Regions from separate parts of the Homo sapiens genome. Here region 2 is linked to region 1. Evidence: chromatin contacts called from ENCODE Hi-C data. All regions are on one chromosome and are shown on one strand. Each heading gives the region's core, a stretch centred on a gene start or an enhancer-like site at or near the end of the contact. The rest is flanking DNA. Distances are from core to core; before and after follow the strand shown. Region 1 holds the start of CLCN3 (chloride voltage-gated channel 3). Region 2 holds the start of SPCS3 (signal peptidase complex subunit 3).

Region 1 (4,837 bases), core at 1,553-4,052:
AAATAAAAACAGACAAAAAAACCCAAATTCCTCAGGGGCAGCGGGTATAAATGCTAGAGGCTTTCAAGAGGACAACGGAATAAACACACATACAAATATAACACTCAGATTATAACAAGGAAGAAAGATAAAACAATAAACCAATAAAAAGTTGCTGTGGAAGACAGAAACTTTGAAAACTAAATAGTCTTCATGATTTTAAAAGACAGAAACTGTTCGATTATTTCTCACAAGAAATAGCAAGAAATATATTTATTTAACTTGGTTCCAGTCAAAGTTGCAGATCAAATCTCTCTGGATTTCAACAATGAAAGTGAGGCAGTGGGGTTCAATCTCCATATTAAACTTCACTGAAGATTTATCTTTAAGAACCAAAATGAATCACAGCTACAATGTTTATGTACAGATGTGAATGTGCATATTTAAAAAATTAAAATGTTTATTAGAGTAGTAAGATTATGAGTATTCCTTTTAAAAACACTGTTTCCCAGACTCTCTGTAATTTTACATTGCTTTTATAATTGAACCTACAAGCCACGTCCCTCCTTGTTTTTCTCTAGCATTTTGACTATTCTAAACTACACTATGGTGCAGCAGAGAGCAGGAACTCTGAAATCATACTCCCAGGCTTCAGTCTCAGTTCTGACAGTTACTGTAGGGCAAGTTAGTTAAATTTTCTGTGCCTCAGTTTCTACGAATGTAAAACGGGATTAGTGAAAGTACCTACTTCGTGGGGTTAGTGTGAAAATTGAGATAATTCACAAAAATTACTTGGAAAAGAGCCTGAAAACACAGAATGCATTCAACAAATATTAACACTTATTATAAAATATTATACATTTTAGATCACTGCTGACAAGTTTGACTACCAAACTAAGTTGGAAGTTCTACAAAACAGCGATAGTGGCCAAACCCCACAGGATACTGCTTTGATATAAGACCCACCACAGAGATCAAATCTGGCTTCCTGAGCCGTCTGAAAATTATGACCAACATGTCACAACAGGAAATGGAAAGCCTACCACTAACATGACCTGGAAAATAGCCAATTTACTAACACAAACCCACAACATCAACAAATCTGTTCCCCTGAACCACATCTATCCAAAAGTAGTTTAAATATTTACATTCTTAATGAGCTATGTATGACTGATAACACATACTGAAGTACAATTTCCAAGTAAAAATGTAGGTACTATACATTCATATTGACTTCTTAAAATAATGTGACTCATCATTCAAGTAAAGCAGCAAAGTTTTCGAGGTGCTGAGGGGAGTAAGGGGTGGGAAGGGTATGCAATCTGTGATGAATTCTGCCAACAGTGGCTGTCTGTATTAACCAGAGGCCATATACGCATATTCAAGTTGAGAAAATATCTGTAGGTCACACACATGGTTTTTAAAGCCATATTATAGAACAAGACACTGAATAGCAGCAGCACCTTTTAAGATGAAAGTCAACAATTTATACACAAGCACTTTAACTCCCATATGTACTCCTGAACTGAACAAATATTATTTTGTAGTGACTCACAAAGGGACGCAGTTATTTCCATACCGACCTCATAAAAAAAAATCTTCTAAATTAACTCTTTAAAGATGAAAGTAAAAGCATTTCTGGAAAGATTCAACAATTATACAAGCCACAATGATGCTGCAGTAACTGAACTGCATAGCTCCAAAAGTTTACGTTTGTAGAACTGAACTTTTGAATTATATATCTGTGTAAAAGGTATGGTCGCTGTTGATTCAATTCCATGAACAGGAATTTCTTTCTAAAGGAAACAGAAATCTCAGTTTCTAATATGCACAATGCATATGTAATTATCTTCTATATGCTCCGCAGTTTTAAAATGCCATACAAACAAAGCATACCACATGCAAAGTCAATTTCTGAGATTCTAAGGCAGTTTCTGGTCAAGTTTAAGATCAAACCACAAATATATATACACAAAAAATATTTTACATACATATATATCTAAAGATAGAAAAACTGAATATTATTTTTAAATTGGGGAAAATTTAGCGAAAGTAAAACCCACTCCTCTAAGTTTAAAGTTAATCTTCTCCTGGAACCCACTTCCATTTTATTCAGAGGTCCTTCGACGGTTCCTGAAGCAGATGTGTGAAATTTTAAAGAATGTCTGAGGGTATATACCTAATCAGGATGGGTTAGCATCCCAATTCACGATGTACCTTTCAACATTATGTAGGTACATTGTAAGAGAAACCAAGATGAGCGCTGTGGCCTCACAGTTGACCCAAAATCTGTGAACAGGAGAGCTGACAACTCTTCGCTCATACAATGCAACTCACCTCGCAGCTCAGAGACATAGCAAAATCGGTGGCTGTTTTTTGCGCTGCCTTTGGATTCTGCATCTGTTTCAAACCTAGAACCTAGCTACCCTCGGAGCTCCACCGAAGAAAGCCTGACACAGCGAAAACTATCGCGATTTAAAAGATACCTGACGTTTTCTACCGCAGAGGTTACGAAAATTTTGCCCGGTGGGACTTTTATTGTCCTCCTTCAAACACGGGAGCAACATGAAGTTAAATCCTCTCGCTCTGGAGATCCCTAGAGTCAACCTGCTTCTGCCCAAAATTAAAAATAAAAATCTCCAATCTCACTTCCCCCTTAAGACTAAAACTGAATCCATGCTCTAACTCGGGAGTAAAGTAGGATGGCTTTCAACCCACCACACCCTCCTTGCTCATTATTCCGGGTCACGGGCGAACTAGAACACTGGGAAAGGGGCTGCAGGTTCCGGACCGGACCGGCCCTGACCCACGGAAGGGGAAGAGAAGCGGCAGGAGTCAGGAGCCCGAAAGGTACGCCCCAGCGTCGACGCGTGACGTCACTACGTTGACGTGAACGGCCGTTCAGCGTCCGGCCGTCCCAACACCTCCTCCTCCGGCCACTCGCTGAGTAGCGTCGGCGCCTATTGGGCGGCGTGGGAACGGTGGGCGGGCCGGGACTGGGTCTCGAGGAGGAGGAGGGGTGCGAGGTGCCTGGCTCTGAGGGCCGCCGGGGCTGTGAAGCCTGTCATTAGCGATTAGCTCACGTCAGTCACTCACGCATCCCTGTTTGCCCTGCTGCTGACCTCGCGCGAGGCGGCCACCTTGTGGGAGATGTTTTCGTGAGGCAACAGACGCTGGCCGTTCCCAGCGTCACGCAGAGTTCGGATCCACTCTAGCGAGAGACCACAGCGTCCGGGAGCAGCTTGTGAAACTCTGGCGAGCGTCAGCCTTGAAAATAAAAAGTATTGGCAGCCGTCGACGAGCACAGGTTCCTAAAACTTAGATCGAAGAGAAGTACCAGCCTTCAAAAATAAACCAGCACCAAAAGCCCCCTGTGCTTATAGGTGACGTGCGGGCTGGGAGTGCAGTGGTGTCACCTCGCCTTGTATGTCATCGCCGGTTGTGTGCCTAACATACATACAAAAAGGATAACTCGAATTTAGCCATCACGCATTTTCAAAAATACTGCTTGGAAATTGAATGTTTGGAGAAAAGATATAATCTGGGGTTTCTACACGGTCTGAATTGGGTTCATTTCCGTTTAGCAAACATTTATTGAGCTCCCAGCGTGGGTCACAGAATTCAGTAAACCTGATCCCGTGTTCAAGGTGCTATATTCCGATGCAGGGCAGGGCGATGCAGTGAAAGAATGGTGGCCACAGCAGTAGCATGCTAATAGCCTGGTGGGCAGGTACAGGTTTTGCATTTCTTTGGCGAGATCACTTTTGAGTGTCTCCACTGGGTGGCAGAATTAAGACCCGTGAACGTTTAATATCTCCTGTATATTTAGTATATTATGAATATATACTGATTAATGAATATTAAGTGCGTGTTGTATATCTTGTGCCTCATGAATATTAAATATGACCTGGTCTTGCCAGCCTTTTCTATTTTTACATATACGTGCTCCACCGACTGTTTTGCAGGCTAGGAACACGTGAGTTTTGTTCTCCTATTTCTTCTAGGGCAGCATTGAATATTCTCAAAGACAGTTCTGGGCTTCAGAGCTGGTATAGTGCCCATGGTGGTGATCACAGTGCGGTCAAGCTTCTTAGGACCTCTTTCATTACTTTTATCCAGGTAGAGTTTGTAGAACTATGGAAATACCCAAGCACGATTTTCTCTTACCTGGGACACTGTTGGCCAAGATCTTTAGATTCTTCTTAGAAAATGTGGAAAAGCAGGCAAAAATTTTTCCAAACCAAGTGGAATTTTTCACAAGACATTTACTCACATTTTTTTTTCTCTCTCACTGTAGTTACGTAGCTAATTTTGGAAAGGCACATGGATTTTGAGAATGTAGACAGTAGTTGTGGTCTATTAGTCAATCTTACCTGCTTTCTATAAGGATGAAAAATTATTTCATGGTAGTGTCGTAGTTTCTTAATGGAGGATTGTTCCAAGGATCTCTCTTAAGTGTGCAAGAACAAGTCTATTTGTACGTTTGGTTTTTTGTAATATTATCCCTATTATGTACTACCTTATTCCTTTATAAGAACTTAAAGTCATGGTCTCTGGCATACATAATCATCGCACCAGTAGTTCTCAATCTTCACTTTGCATCAGAGCCATCTAGGGAGCTTCAGAAAAATATCCTTGCTTAGGTCCCACTCCCAGAAATCCTGTCTTAATTGTTTCAATGTTGGACCTAAGCATTCCTGTGTTTAACTCTTCCCAGTTGATCCAAGGTGCTCAGTCAGAAACACTGTGTTACATATGGGGCAATATATTTAAACAATGTGGTATGTGATTGCTTGGTGATAAAACAATAGATCGCATCTGGGAAAAAACGTTCTCTGTAATTCCTCTGGTGTTTTTG
Region 2 (4,837 bases), core at 1,188-3,687, 6.7 Mb before region 1:
ATGGGGAGGTATTAACATTATTTTACTGATGAAAAAGGCGGAATTTCCAAGGTTTGGCTGATTCAATGAGATAGTCACACTGTATCCCAAATCATTAAACAACACATATCTCATTATAAAACTACAGAAAACGCAACGAAATATTTTCTTAAAGGATATCAGCAGTTATATCAAATGTGATAAATCCCAGATCACTTCTTTCTCTAGGTCCAGTGAAATCTTCTACATTTTTTCTAGGAATAAAGATAAAAGTTTTACCATCCTTCCAACAGAACATACACAATTCACGTAACTTCTTAAAGAGAAAGAATACAGGTGTGTGCATAGGTGAAACTGCAATTCCACAAAGAAACGAGTAAACACCAGAGAAACCTGTAAGTGTGAAAACAGGAGAAACATTCTAATCCAATATTAAAGTAGGTCTTCAGCTAATTGCATATACCTCAAGAGAATCCCTAACAAAACTCAGAAGGGGATAAAAACTGCTAAAAAGAATAGTAAATACTTGATGTAAAGCAATTTTGCAGAATGGGTAGAAGAAAGCTACACATGACTACAAGGTGATACGAATACTAACAGATGGCATATTAAAGGGTGATACAGTAATCACCCCCTTATCCGAGGTTTCACTTTCCGGTTTCAATTATCCGCGGTCAATCTGGTGTGAAAATAGGTGAGTCCAGTAAAATAAGTTATTTTGAGAGAAGGGGAAAGAGATCATATTCACATAACTTTTATTATAGTATATTGTTACAGTTCTATTATGTTATTGTTAATCTCTTATTGTGCTTAACTTGTAAGTTTTATCATAGGTAGGTATGTATGTACGGTATAGGAAAAAACCAAGTATATATAGGGTTTGGTGCTATCCGTGGTTTCAGCCATCCACTGGGGGTCTTGGAACGTATACCTACCCCATTAAGGGGATACTACTGTAACCAGCTGCTATTTACTGTTTACTACGGCTCAGACCCACTGACAATATTTTTCACATTTCAAATAATTCTCACAACCTAAAAATTAGGTATTACTTCCATCTTAAACAAAAAGAAATTAAGGCCCAGAATGGTAAGAAAACTTGCTCAAGACAACAACAGCTAACATCTGTTCAGTGTTTAATATGCACCAAGCTCTTCTAACCCTCACAGGGCTGACAATGGCAGTGCTGATGTCCACCCCAGGTCTATTCGAACAATATCTAACAAACATCAGTACAGTAATTTAAAAAAAAAAAAAAAAGGTGGGGGGAGAAGGCTCGCTATTTGATAACTGGCTTCTTGGCGATTCTGACAAAGAAATAAACTAAGGTTAAAGAACTTGTGTAAGACGGAAATAGAGTAGAAGGGTATGAGAACAAGAGATGGAAAAATACGACGATTAAAGACAAAAGTGCCAGAGAATAAAATCAAGGACAAAATAGGCAATAGCGAAATGGCACTGTCATTTCGAACTGCATTTTTTGGCGTTTTCGCAGACTTCTTCAAGTGGTTGGCAAAAGAAAAAGAAATAAAGAAACCCAACAAAACAAAAATCTCGCTGTATCAGAAGGCTAAGATGCTTAATTCTCTCAGTGCCCAACATCTCTGGCCAACTTCAAAGCAGCTCCAACTGTTTACTGCCTTCTGAAGGTGCAAAGGCAACAACTGTAAAGGGAATGTCAAACAGGGCAAACTCGGGTGATGAATGACACAAAGACAACCCCGTCCTGTGGCCTCCAGAGCCGCCAGGAAACCCCACGGAAGCCCGACCCAGAGCGCGGCGGCAGCGCCTGGAGGGCCTCGCATGCGGACCACGAGCGGCACCGGACGCGCGGGAGGCGCCAGCCCAGGCGGGCGGCGGCGCCGGCTCTGCTGTTGTGTTGCTCCCTCATTGGCCAGGCGTGGGTGGAGGGAAGTGAGGAACAGGAAGCAAGCGGAGGCACCGACCTGAGGAACGCTCAAAATTAAAATTTAAGAGCAAGCCCGGGAATTTACGGTGGAGGGGTGCAAGTTCCGAGGGGACGCCGGAAAAGCCTGCGACGTCCACCCCTGACGACCGCCCTCGGGGGCGAACTGCCGCTCAGGAGGGCGATCCGGACGCCCTGCCCGCGGCCCCGGCACGGCAGCCCCGGCGCGGCGGCCCGGCTTCGGCTTCCGCCCCAGCCCGGTCCCGGCGTCCTGCACCGCCGGCCCGGCCTCACTCACAGCATGATCCGCGAGACGTGCAGCCGCACCGGGACGCTCCTGTCTTTGAAGGCGGTGGTGATGAAGCAGCCGAAGGTGAGCGCCGCCATCACGCTCAGCGAGAAGGCGAACAGTGAGTTCGCCCGCGACAGCACCGTGTTCATCGCGATCGTCTCCCACGAGTCCGGACTCCACACGCACACCCAGGCTCCCGTTCCGGCGGCGGACCGGCTCCCTGCGATCCGCGCCGTCTGCGGTGCGCGCGTTCCGGGAGCGCGCGCCGCCGCAGCCCCGCCTCCTTTCCGGTCCTCCGACGCGAGCGCGCGCGCGCCCGCTTCCCGAAACACACCCACAGCGCGCACGGGGCGGCGCGGAAAGGGAGAGACTCAGCCGCGGGCCCGCCCCTCCGTCGCGGCCTAACGCCGCCACCAATCAGCGACGAGTGAGGGAGGGGCGGGGTTTGTTGTGGAAGACCCACCCCCTCCTCTTCTAAATTGCTTCTCCGACCTTTGGGTTCAGAGAATTGGGAACCGGTCGTTCGCTGTCCTTTTTCGGTTCTTTGGTCAGAGGTCTGGGACTGCGACTTCTTGATTACTTATGTACCATTTATTTTCACTTGAAACCGGCAGCAAGTTAAGGTGGTTTAGAATCTGTCCTGACGGGTGGCGTTTGGAAGCAGCACTTTACAAAACGCCTGGTCCTCTCCCTTCTTTGTCAAACCTGGTCAAAGTTAGGACTTGAGCTTTTTTTGGAGGATCTGAGGAGCAGTGGGGAGTGGGGAATTAGCCGCCCAAGTCCTTAAAGCTGTCACGTGCATCAGTATTTCCACCTCCAACGTCAGTCCAATTCCTATTAATGCTTTGCTTTGTATGGATAGCTAAAGATGTTTTAGAAGATAAGGGTTGAGGCTACCGATCCTAAGTATTTGCATTTTAACATGGTGATTTCTGATAAATAAAAGGATAACCTTTCTGGGTTCTTAGGAGCAAAGAAGATAATGGCTGCGGAATTGCTCTACAGCATAATGTATAAGAATTTCGTTGGGTCATTAATAAATAATGCAATTATTTTATCACATTTTCAATATCCTGAAGGGCATTAGGGTTCAAACCGAGCCAATCCTGACTCTGATTATACTATCTGCCAAAACCTTTGTTCCTTTCACAGCTAAGGGTTTTTATAAAAATGGATTCAGGGTCTGCTGAAATAAATTTTTTTTAAAAATTTCAGTCCATAAACCAAACAAAAATATCTGTCCTGGAATGTGATCAGGAACAAACCAGAAAACTGTGAACATCTGATCTTGATACTGGCTTATGTTGTCTCTTGTTAAGCTTTTGCTTCTTTGCATTATTCATGACCATTCAATTAATTTTTGTATAGCCATACAGGTAGGATTATTACCAAGTGCCTACCGTGTACCAGGAATAGTTCTAAGCCTTGAGAATACAGCACTAATAAGGCAGACTCCCTGCTCAAATAGAGCCAACTAATGAAAAATCGATAAAATAGAGACTAAAGAGAGATCCTTAGTTGCGTTTAAAATCTTAGTTTTTAACTTCCAGGCTGGCACAGTTTGTTAACAAAAAAAGAAAAAAAAGGATTTTTATTGAATGCCATCTATACTGCAAGTGATACAGAGATTGTACTGATCACTTTCTACACTCAAAAGTATATAATCAGGTAGAGTTAATAAAATAAAAACAAATCTGAAATGTAAAACAAAAAAATACCCTGGGAAGTTACATAGCAAAGGAGGAAGGAATTACAGCCCTGGTAATGTGGGACAACACAGTGTGCAAATTATTTAACACAAAGCCTAAACAAGACACATTATTATTATAGCATGTTTTAGGGAAATAATTCTTGTTGTTGAACTGCAAGTACAGGTATATCTAAGAGATACTCAGAAGGCTGGTCCTGATAAACAATGCATGTATAAAAGAGTAAGCAGAAATAAGCCTGGAAAGGTAAGTTATGGTAGAAAACCAGGTCAAGAAGTTGACTTTATATCAGGGAAATTACATGTAAAACAAGCATCGCTACACAGGCAACCATTTACCAGTTATATGTGGAGAGTGAGTGATGGACCCAAAAGGAAGACTGATAGGAGGGGCATTTCGGAAACAAACTCTATGTTACTTAGCAACTGCCTAAATAAGAGTGGGGGTCTGCAAAGCATAGAGTGAATGCAGATTGTGAACACTCAAATGAAACTAGTATTATTATTATGACACCACAGTTTTTAACTTGACTTACTGGTAGTGCTAAAAACACATAAAAGTCCACAAAAAGAGCAGGAGAGGGATGGGATAGGGAATTTTCTTATTCTGTTTTATTTTTCCAAGTGTTTCTTTAGATTTTCTAGACATTTATATCACCTACATTAGATATCATTTTGCCTTTTCCGTTCCAATTATTATATTTCCAATTGTTTATTCATTTCAGTAGCTAATATTTCCAACATGATATTCAGTCAGATGGGGACAACTGATATCTTTTTGTTCCTGATTTGAGCAGGAAATTTCCTTTCATTTCTCCATCAAGTAAGATGTTGGCTTTGAGATGGAAATTGTGTGTGTGTGTGTACATGTATCATTATATAATATATATTGCATATTGATAGGAAATATCTATTCCTATTGGGAAATTTTTAAAAATATAAACAAGTGCTA

What was found. A loop is a pair of places that touch in the nucleus more often than their neighbours do. Pooled maps may share reads with other maps.
Region 2: a loop to region 1 is called in a pooled map, with 9 times the contacts of the local background. The contact joins the promoter of SPCS3 here to the promoter of CLCN3 in region 1. A Hi-C loop is called at or near these places in 2 of 37 single-sample maps with no recorded cell type and 9 of 50 pooled maps.

The regions. Positions count from the first base shown.
Region 1 is chr4:169,618,543-169,623,379 of GRCh38, reverse strand. It overlaps CLCN3 (chloride voltage-gated channel 3), which reads right to left and starts at 2,802. Exons shown (of 13, transcript NM_001829.4): 1 at 2,317-2,802. RefSeq lists enhancers at 2,345-2,454, 2,645-2,874, 2,945-2,994, 3,555-3,624.
Region 2 is chr4:176,317,566-176,322,402 of GRCh38, reverse strand. SPCS3 (signal peptidase complex subunit 3) reads right to left here and starts at 2,437. Exons shown (of 5, transcript NM_021928.4): 1 at 2,184-2,437; 2 at 160-233. The coding sequence starts at 2,326. It overlaps SPCS3-AS1 (SPCS3 antisense RNA 1), which reads left to right and starts at 1,893. Exons shown (of 4, transcript NR_186171.1): 1 at 1,893-2,258. RefSeq lists silencers at 1,724-1,803, 1,834-1,903, 2,024-2,143 and an enhancer at 2,126-2,626.